2 separate regions of the Homo sapiens genome follow, and region 1 is linked to region 2. A link is an interaction called in ENCODE POLR2A ChIA-PET data of the cell type or tissue named here. Cell type or tissue: PC-3. All regions are shown on one strand. Links, peaks and the distances in the headings refer to the core of each region. The heading gives the core; the rest is flanking DNA.

Region 1 (5,382 bases), core at 87-5,086, 200 kb after region 2:
AAGAAAGAGCCACTTAGTAATTATTATTATTATTATTATTATTATTATTATTTAGTTACTACACATCTCAAAATAATTAGAATGTTACCCACAGAAAAAGACTAATACACACAGTCAGTCTACTTCACAAAAATCCCTTCTACAAATGGTAATGCTGGCAGATATGTGTGCATTTAATGTTGTGGAAAAGCGTACAAGCTGAATCAAAAGATTTAGCTTAAAAAAAAGTGAATTCAATTAATTAAAATATTTTTCTTAAAAAATTTTTAAAAATACCTAATAAATGAATACATTTTGATGTAAACATTCAAGCCATACAAGTATTGTCTCCAATCTCACTCTCTCCCCAGAGGTAAGCATCTTTTAGCAGTTTCCGGGTATCCCAATCTTTCTCTCTGCAGTTCTGTACATATATACATATTATAATTATTTTTTGAGTTATCTTTTTATTACTGATTTGTAAGTACAGTAATTCCAAAAAAGAACAATATAATATGGGAGCCAAGGTAAAACCCTATTTAAACACACAGCATTCAGTCACTCTCAAATATTTAATGAGGCCGGGCACGGTGGCTCACGCCTGTAATCCCAGCACTTTGGTAGGCTGAGATGGGCGGATCATGAGGTCAGGAGATCGAGACCATCCTGGCTAACACGGTGAAACCCCGTCTCTACTAAAAATACAAAAAAATTAGCTGGGTGTGGTGGCAGGCGCCTGTAGTCCCAGTTACTCAGGAGGCTGAGGCAGAAGAATGGCATGAACCCAGGAGGCGGAGCTTGCAGTGAGCCGAGATCGTGCCACTGCACTCCAGCCTGGGCAACAGAGCGAGACACTGTCTCAAAAAAAAAAAAAAAAAATTAATGAGCAGCTACTATATATGTCAAACACTAAGCTAGGCAGCCTCTACAAAATTATTCATGGGTAGTAATTCATGGTTGAAAGCAACTCAAACCAGGAAGAGAAAGCAAACATTTTGGCTTCTGAGATATCTCATAAACCAATGCTCTAGCAACAGCCATACTACTAACAGTTTCAAAATGAAAGTCAACATCACACCACTACTTACCTAAAATCTTATCAAAATAATTAAGAAAAGAATCTGCATCAAAAGTGATTGGAGCCTCAGAAGGTTCTCTGCAATATTAAAGGACAAAGACAATTAATTTATTCTAAATACAACTCTTTGAAACTTTTCTAAAGTGGTGCCATTCTTAGGAAAGCTACCAAAGATAGAATTTCTAAGGAGGCACAGCAAGAAAAGTTGTAGTTTAAGTTTTAAAAATCCTTGAGTTTACTGGCCTTGCAGGACAACAGAAATGGGAAAGTCTGATAAATGAAAAGTAAAAATTGCATCTTGTTTATGTACATTTAGCTTATGCTGATTTAGGGACCTACCCACTCTCTAGCCCCAATAAGATATCTAGCATTAGCAAAACCATTATTTATTTGAGTTAATTTAAATAAAGCCTGTTCTTTTAAGAACTAAAGCTTAAAAAATAAACAAGAACATATCTTCCCTTATCCCTGCTTTCTTAAAGAGAGAATACCAAATATAAATTTATATCTTTCATCAGGTTCAAGAGCATCAACACTAATAATGATATATTTGATACACAAGTAACAGTTTTTTTTGTTTTGTTTTTTTTTTGAGACGGAGTCTTGCTCTGTCACCCAGGCTGCGGTGCAGTGGCACGATCCCAGCTCACTGCAACCTCTGCCTTCCGGGGTCAAGCGATTCTCCTGCCTCAGCCTTTCAAGTAGCTGGGATTATAGGCGTGCGCCACCATACCCGGCTAATTTTTGTATTTTTAGTAGAGATAGGGTTTCACCATGCTGGCCAGGCTGGTTTTGAACTCCTGACTTCGTGATCTGCCTGCCTCGGTCTCCCAAAGTACTGGGATTACAGGCATGAGCCACCGCGCCCAGCCTACAAGTAATAATTCTATCTACCTGTTTTTCCTGTTATTTGCCAAATGTAGTTTCATATTTCTGTTATTATTTCTGCCTCTGATGAATTCCTTTTTCAGTATCCAATCTGCTTGCAGGGTGGGAGATCAGAGGTCTGAACTTGTTGAAAGTTAAATGTTGAGCCCATAAAGCTACTAAAGAGTAAAGTATATGGTTTCCCTGTGTGGTTCTGGATGATGGTTTTTAGGGTGATCTTTCTGGCTTATTTCAAGGATTGCAAAGGATGAGGCTTCTAGAAATCTGACTTCAAATAAGTAAGTTATCACTATACTAGGCACAAAAAAGAAAGCAAGCAGTACAACTCATTTACTCAAAAAAAAAAAAAAAAAGTGGAAATGGCAATGACTATGACTTCAACATTTGGGTTCTAGCTATTTATATATTTATACTTTAACACAAATTACCGAGGCAGCTCTGCTCCCTTGTGGGTTGAGACTTTGGATATGAAAGCTTTCATGCTCTCTGAGACTTCAGTTAAGTCATAGTTCTGCTCCTTCTCCTCCTTGGAAACAGACTCGGATTCTTTTTTGCCAACAGCTTCCTGCAGCAGCTGGTCCAGCTGATCTGGTGAGAGATCTAACCACTGGTCATCTGAAAAAGAAGAAAGCATAATACTGCCATTCTACATTCACATAAGTCCTCTTAGGAGAGGATCCTGTGAGACTGAGTAGAACATTTTAATTTTTTTTTTTTAACCCTTCCACTGTATCCTGGTCCATCACTTACCATCCTCTGGGGGAAGATTAGCTGCTTCTTTCTTAAGGTCTTCTATATCAAATGGTATTGTCTGTAATAAGGTTAAGATTTCTTCACCAGGGCTCATAGCAAGAGAACTATGAAAAATAAAAAACATGAGTATTTCTTCATAAGAGAACATAGAATAGTAATCATAAATACATAGTATTTTAAGGTTGGAAGGGATTAGCTAGTCTAATTTGGGGAGTGTTTTTTTTTTTTTTTTTTAAGAGATGGGGTTTCATTGTTGCCCAGAATGGACTCGAACTCCTGGGTTCAAATGATCCTCCCACTTCATCCTCCCAAGTAGCCAGCACTACAAGTACATGCCAAAACACCTGGCTCTAATTTGTTTGTTTGTTTTTAACAGAGTTTCACTCTGTCGCCCAGGCTGGTGTGCAGTGGCGCGACCTCGGCTCACCACAACCTCCGCCTCCCAGGTTGAAGAGATTCTCCTGCCTCAACCTCCCAAGTAGCTGAGACTACAGGCATGCGCCACCACACCCAGCTAATTTTTGTATTTTTAGTAAAGATGGGGTTTCACCATATTGGCCAGGTTGGTCTCGAACTCCTGACCTCATAATCCCCCTGCCTTGGCCTCCCAAAGTGCTGGGATTACAGACATGAGCCACCGCACCCAGCCTTCTAATTTGTTTTTAAGCATATTTTTAGGTTGCAGATCCCTTTTTCTCAAACAAAACTTTTACCAGGAACTCTAAAATACAGAAGGGGTCAAAGAAAAATGGCCTTCATTAAAGTGGAGGATAGGCCAGGCACAGTGGCTCATGCCTGTAATCCCAGCACTTTGGGAGGCCAAGGCGGGGAGATCACTTGAGGTCAGGAGTTCACTTGGCCAACATGGTGAAACCCCGTCTCTACTAAAAATACAAAAATTAGCTGGGCATTGTGGCACGTGCCTGTAATCCCAGCTACTCGGGAGGCTGAGGCAGGAGAATTGCTTGAACCCGGGAGGTGGAGGTTGCAGTGAGCTGCCCCAGCATGGGCGACTGAGCAAGACTCCATCTCAATAAATAAATAAAATAAAATAAAATAAAAATAAATAAATTGGAGGATAGAAGCTCAGAGATCTACACAATTGGCCTTCCTTTTTGGCTCTGAAGCAGGCTCCATGGAACATCATTATGAAGCCACTGATCTCGTATAATTCTTTCTATACATACATGCAGAGACAGGGTCTCTCTCTATATATGTATATATATGTACATACAGTTGTATTATGTTAATAGTACATATACATATAAAACACGTACTAAAAATACATAAAAATATACATATAATATATATTTTATATACGAGGAAAAGAAGATCCAGAAGGAAAGCATCAATTAAAATTTATCTAGCATGTATTAAATGCTATGCTAACACTTTAAATACATTTTCTTATTGAGTCCTTTTGTTACTATTATAGAAGGTAATAATCCTGTTTTACAGATGAGAAAACCAGAACCCAGGGAAGTTCTTTAACTTTTGCAAAGTCTGTATTACCCAGGAGGCGGAGGTTGCAGTGAGCCAGGATTGTGCCATTGCACTCCAGGCTGGGCGACAAGAGCGAGACTCCGTTGGCCGGGTGCGGTGGCTCACGCCTGTAATCCCAGCACTTTGGGAGGCCAAGGCGGGCGGATCACGAGGTCAGGAGATCGAGACCATCCTGGCTAACACAGTGAAACCCCGTCTCTACTAAAAAAAAAAAAAAAAAAAAAAATTAGCTGGGCGTGGTGGTGGGTACCTGTTGTCCCAGGTACTCAGGAGGCTGAGGCAGATGAATGGCGTGAACCCAGGAGGTGGAGCTTGCAGTAAGCCAGGATCGCGCCACTGCACCTCCAACCTGGGCACAGAGCAAGACTCCGTCTCAAAAAAAAAAGAGACTCCATAAAAAGAAAAAAAATCCTCATTCTTTAAGACTTAACTCAAATACCTCCTCCCTGAAGCCTTCCATTATCTTTCTTTTTTTAACATCTCTGCTTCAACCTTAGTGAAAGTTTATTACCTTCTCACTATGACTCTCTTTAGCATTTGATATTCCAGAATGATTTTTATTTTGCCTTTTGTTATGATTATTTGGTTTATTCTCTCTCCTAGTAACGTTTACATATTAATAATACAGAGTAGAGACAGTTCCCCATCACCTACGTGATTTTGCAAGGTATGCAAATGTTTATCCAATTAAAGCAAGTCCTTTATACAACTTGATTTGATCCATTCTTAATAGTTCAGACAGGGTGCCATCAATTTATGTAACAAATCATGTCACCATTATGTCACTCACTCAACACATAAGTATCTCTGTGCATAGTTTCTTTTTTTTCTTTTTCTAAGACAGGGTCTCACTCTGTCGCCTAGGCTAGAGTGCGTGGCATGATCACAGCTCACTGCAGCCTTGACTCTTGGGATCAAGCAATCTTCCTATCTCAGCAAGTAGCTGGGATTACAGGCATTAGCCACTGTGCCTGGCTATTTATTTATTTTTAATTTGAGTAGCTGGGATTACAGGTGCCCACCACCTCATCCGGCTAATTTTTTGTATTTGTAGTAGAGATGGGGTTTCACCATGTTGGCCAGGTTGGTCTCAAACTCCTGACCTCAGGTGATTCACCCATCTCGGTCTCCCAAAGTGCTGGGATTACAGGTGTGAGCCACTGTGCCCGGCCTATTTGTTT
Region 2 (5,382 bases), core at 81-5,080:
TACCATCTAAAAATAGAAAATGCTAATTCATACCTGGATACAATATCCTGGCTTCAGAAACTGAGACAGTAAAAACTTTTCCTAAGTAAATTAGGAAAAAGAAATTATAGAGTCGGTGCTAGAATCTAGGTAGCAAAGCAGTTGTTTAAAATAACTATCCTTGCTGGGCGCGGTGGCTCACACCTATAATCCCAGCACTTTGGGAGGCTGAGGCGGGCAACATGGGCAACCCCATCTCTACTAAAAATACAAAAATCAGCTGGGCATGGCGGCGGGTGCCTGTAATCCCAGCTACGTGGGAGGCTGAGGCACAGGAATCGCTTGAACCCGGAAAGCAGAGGTTGTAGTGAGCTGAGATCCCACCACTACACTCCAGCCTGGGCAACAGAGTGAGATTCTGTCTCAAAAAAAATTTTTTTTAATTTAAATAAAATAATTATCCTCAAGTATATAGAGACCTTTATGCAGAAAAGGTTTTTTGAACTCCTACCCTGACTGAAAACAAAATTACAAAAAAAAAAAACTTAAGCCAAACCAAGTGGTCCTATAAGGAATAATTCCTGATATGGAAAATTATTTAACAGTGGAATGGATAATCCAAGCCAGTTGGGCAATTCCTTCTCCAGCCTTAAATGATAGATTTTTATTTTTCTGGGAAGACTTTGGTGTAGTCTTTTACCTTCAGGAGTGGTGCCAGCAGCTCGCGGGCAGGACAGCAAGAACTTGAGTGAAGGAGTGCCCAGAATCTTTCCTTCACCATTTCTTGCTCAGCCACAGTGTTCCATAAAGAATATTCAGTGAGCTCTGATGATCTCTTCGAGTCAAGGGGTTCTGGCTATATCTCGGTGTGAAAACAGGAACAAACCTCCCTGTGCACTGTACGTGCCATTGAGACACCTACCTTCCACTTTGGAGACAAAGCCCAGACTCCGCTTAAGGTCAGAGCAGATCGAGTGGAGACACCATCGGAATTTTGCATCACAGCGATATTTGTTGGCACCGCAAGTGTCATAACAGACATCCAGCTGGTTGCAGCACTTTGTCATTGCTGGAATGCCCAAGTCCATCTGGGGAAAAGTGAAGGAAGGGAAAAGAAGGGGAAGAAATGCCACGTTTAGACTAAGGACCTTAGGCAACCTTGCCCACCTTGTTATTAACTAGCTGGTTCTCACATTTCTGTTGCATATCCCGATCAATTCAGAAACACCAATGACTCAGTAGAATACCAACAGTCACAGGATTACAAGTGTTCATTGTTACTTAGTTATTAGTTCAGTAAGTGATTCTGGCCATTTTTCACCTTTTGTTTTTTCAGATGTTAGTAATTTTAAAATTCAGAGGCAGCTTACAGTAATGAAAATAGAGACCAGAAGGGTAGTCAAGAGAGCAGAACCATAGGGCTTCTAAATTTAATTAACACTTAACAGTCCCATATGAGATTTTGTGTGAGCAAAGGATTCTACGGCTAAGAAGTATAAAAAAAAATTCAGCCTCCGTTCATCAAAAGATCACCAGCATCCCAGACAGCACTATTTTAAGGGTGTGCGTGTGTGTGTGTGTGTGTGGGTGTGTGTGTTGGAAAGTAGAGTGGGTATAGAACACACAGCTCCTGATCACAAGAGGACTGTGGTCAAACCACAACATCTCACACACACCCATCATTACTAAGCATCCTATAAACAACTGTAAATGTAGTGGCATAAACTGTGTCACTAAGTTCATAAAATGCCACGTGTCTGGGTACGGTGGCTCACGACTGTAATCCCAGCACTTTGGGAGGCCAAGGTGGGTGGATCACTTGAGGTCAGGAGTTCGAGACCACTCTGGCCAACATGGTGAAACCCCATTTCTACTAAAAATACAAAAATTAGCAGGGCGTCGGGTGTGTGTGTGTGTGTGTGTGTGTGTGTGTGTGTGTGTGCAGATTTCTATGATGTCAGCTCTCCAAACATAGCCAATTTGGCACTACTAACATGAAGTCAGCTGCTTGCAAAAGTCATGACAATATGTAACAATCAGCTCTCACTGGCCAGCACCAGCTGGCTCTAGCACATCACTGGAATGGTTCACTAATTTCAATAAGTCAAACCTGTCAGATCTATCTCAAATTAAGTTATGTCATGATGCCCTAAGCCTCAGCTGACATTTTCAGTGGTGATTTCAAAGTTCTGATCCACTACCAAGGGCTTATCTGAGGGACAGCTGTCCCTGAGAAAAGGAAATCAGATATCTTCTTTAAAAATTCTCTCCCTCATATCCAATTTAAAATACTTAATTGTATTCTTCAACTTTTTTCCAGAAATAATCACTTCCATCAAGGATAACTCTAGGATTGCTCTCAGTCAAAACCAACCAACCAAGAAGGTAATGCTGGCAGTACATACACTTTCTGGTACCTTGAGACCCAGGAAATAGGAGCCGCAGCCATTGGGCTCTTGGGGCTTGTAGCCAGGTCTGGGCATTGGTGCCTTTCCTTGCAGGAGGAAGAAAGGAAAGAAGCAAGAAGAAATATTTAGAAATCAAGCATTTGGGAACATTCATCAAATGAAAATTTTCTAAAAGCATATTTCACTTTTTCTTTAAAAGTCACTGTTCCTCACATCCAAATCAGGTGATGATGATGATGATGATGTCACAGAAGAATAATGACTTTCAAACCACTTTGACTTTTTCCCCTAATCTCAAAAAATTTCATGAGCACTTTTTTTTTTTTTTTGAGACAGGGTCCCTCTCTGTTGCCCAGGCTGGAGTGCAGTGGTGTGATCTTGGCTCACTGCAACCTCCACCTCCTGGGTTCAAGCAATTCTCCTGCCTCAGCCTCCCGAGTAGCTGGGATTACAGGCATGTGTCACCACGCCCAGCTAATTTTTGTATTTTTAGTAGAGACAGGGTTTCACCATGTTGGCTAGGTTGGTCTCGAACTCCTGACCTCAAGTGATCCACCCGCCTTGGCCTCCCAAAGTGCTGGGATTACAGGCGTGAGCCACCACACCCAATAAGCACTTATTTACTGACATTTCTAATGTTTTTTAAGTGCATAACATTGAAGATAAGGGCCATGGCAAAACCCAACTAAAACTCAAGGTTCCTCATTCCTTCACTGCAAGACCACACACCACTCAAAGAACAAGCAGAACACAACTTGATCGTACACTTAAGGAATCCGAATTGTAGCAGCACCACAAAAGGGTTTAACTTGCAGGAAATTCAAGCAAGATTCCATAAACGTAGACAGAGTATTATTGAGTAAAGAGCAAAGAAATTACCCTGATGTGATATCTTAGGCATTTCTTTCATAGAACTAAGCAGAAATGATCTGAACAGCTTTGAATTTCTGTTTTTTAAGATCTTTCAAATGTGTAGAGAGAAGCTTTATCAGTTGTATCAATGGCAGTGCTCACAGGTAAAGATAACCTTGACCTGAGATGACCTCAGGACAGCCATCTGCAGTGGGTATTTTATCCCATTATCCAGATAAGAAACTCGGGCTAAGAGGTCGCATGACTTGCCTACCATCATAGAGAAAGTGGGGGAAATAGGATATAAAGTCAGATTTCCTGTTTGTCTCCAAAGCCTATGCTCCTTCACCACATATCTGCCTCTTTTTAGGAGATACAAGACCCTAGTGTAAGACTGGGGAAATGTGCTAAGAATAATTAATCCTTAGAGTAAGGCATATGACAGTTTCTTTCTTTCTTTTCTTTCTTTCTTTTTCTTTCTTCCTTTCTTTCTTTTTCTTTCTTCCTTCCTTCCTTTCTTCCTTTCTTCCTTCCTTCCCACCTTCTTTCCTTCCTTCCTCCTTTTCTTCTTCTGCTTTTCTTCTTTCTTTCTTTCTCCTTCCTTCCTTCTTCTCCTACCAGGTATTTATTTTTAATTATTTTATATCATGAAATATTTCAAAACTGTTGAAAAGTCAGAGAAACAAACAGCCATGTACCAAATGCACAAACATAATAAATGTTAACATTTGCCAAACTTGCTATAAATTTTTTTTAATTAAATGTGACAGTTCAAGTACAGGTTCAGGTGCAGTTGAAGCCTCTTTGCACTCATCATTCTGTTTTAATTTTTAGATACTAAGTTTATGTTTTAAAGCCCTCACTTCGTATCATTCTGCAAAATTGTCTTGATTATTCTTGGACCTTTACTCTCACAAAGAATTTTGCAATTTTTTTGAATTTGTAGAATCAACTTAGTAAATTCTACAAGAAAAATGGCCAAGAATTTGATTGAAAAATCCATTGAATGTATAGATTTGGAGACAACTGCCTTTCTTAGGATACTCAGTCTTCCCAAATATGGACACGGTATAGTTCTCTATTTACTTAGGTCTTTCTGTATGTCATTCAACAGAGCACTGCAATTTTCTCCATATTGTATATTATACTTTCTATATACCTATATTATTCAGATCCTTAAACAAGATAGAATATCTCATAAAAATCCAGAGCTAAGACTCATGCCTCTGGTATAGTAAATCTGCACTTTCCTGGAACCCAGGCTGCTTCTAGCTTTCTGCTCTACCAGCCCTGGAGTGTAGCCCTGGCTCTCATGGTCTAAGATGGCATTTCAGCCAACACATCCATATTACCTGTAGCAGGATGGCAGGAGTTGGAAGGGTCCAGCCCCTCTCTTCAGTAAACACACTCCAGAATGTTATACACGTCACTTCCTCATACTTCCCTCTGGCCAGACCTTAATCAAATGGCAAAATCTGGTTGCCAAGGTGGGCTAGGAAATGAAGTGGGCAGCCATGAGCCCAGCTAAAACGTGGAAGGAGGGGCTTTATACTGTAGAAAAGGGGAAGAATGGATATTAGGGGACACTAAGCAGTTTCTGCCACAGTTTGGGTATTTGTTGCTGTGATACATGTGGTTATAAGATTGTGGTCCAAGATGACTTCCAATGATCCCCACCTCCTGGTATTCACCTCCTTGTATATAGTCCCAGGAGTGGTCTGTGTGACCCAGAGAATACTGCAGAAGTGGAGGTGTGTTCCTCCTAAGATTAAGCTATAAAAGACCATGATTTCTGTCTTGGGCTCTCTTACTCTCCCTCTCTCTCACCGTTCACTCTAGGGGAAGTTATGTCATGAACAGTCCCATAGAAAGACCCATGCGGCAAAGAACTAAAACCTCCTGCCAATAGCCACATGAATTTAACAAGAGATCCTCCAGCCCCAGCTGAATCTCCAGAGATGGCAGCATCAGCTGGGCAGCATGACCTCAACTTTATGAGAAACTGAGCCAGAATCGCCCAGCAAAGCCACTCCAGGATCCCTGACCCTCAGCAAGTGTGTGATATAATCTTTGCTATTGTAAGCTGCTGAGTTTCGAGGTACCTTTTTGCTCAATAATATATAACTGTTGCAGTTGCCATTAT

What was found. ChIA-PET counts read pairs that join two places held together with the same protein. Peaks named below come from ENCODE experiments on the same cell type or tissue, not always from the same donor. Only the 100,000 strongest peaks of a DNase experiment are listed, where the experiment ranks them.
Region 1: POLR2A ChIA-PET joins it to region 2 with 15 read pairs; 2 of 35 experiments call an interaction of 5 or more read pairs at or near these places.

What each region holds. Positions count from the first base shown.
Region 1 is chr10:73,136,936-73,142,317 of GRCh38, forward strand. ECD (ecdysoneless cell cycle regulator) reads right to left here. Exons shown (of 14, transcript NM_007265.3): 10 at 2,696-2,802; 11 at 2,374-2,560; 12 at 1,068-1,135. Among named protein-coding and RNA genes, the nearest start is that of SNORA11F, 13 kb to the left of the region's middle. In PC-3, for the core only: no CTCF peak of the experiment used is centred there; no DNase peak of the experiment used is centred there.
Region 2 is chr10:72,940,268-72,945,649 of GRCh38, forward strand. PLA2G12B (phospholipase A2 group XIIB) reads right to left here. Exons shown (of 4, transcript NM_032562.5): 2 at 2,385-2,473; 3 at 902-1,067. LOC124902451 (a long non-coding RNA gene) reads left to right here and starts at 1,879. Exons shown (of 3, transcript XR_007062191.1): 1 at 1,879-2,364; 2 at 5,079-5,317. In PC-3, for the core only: no CTCF peak of the experiment used is centred there; no DNase peak of the experiment used is centred there; H3K27me3 peaks cover 3,315 bases.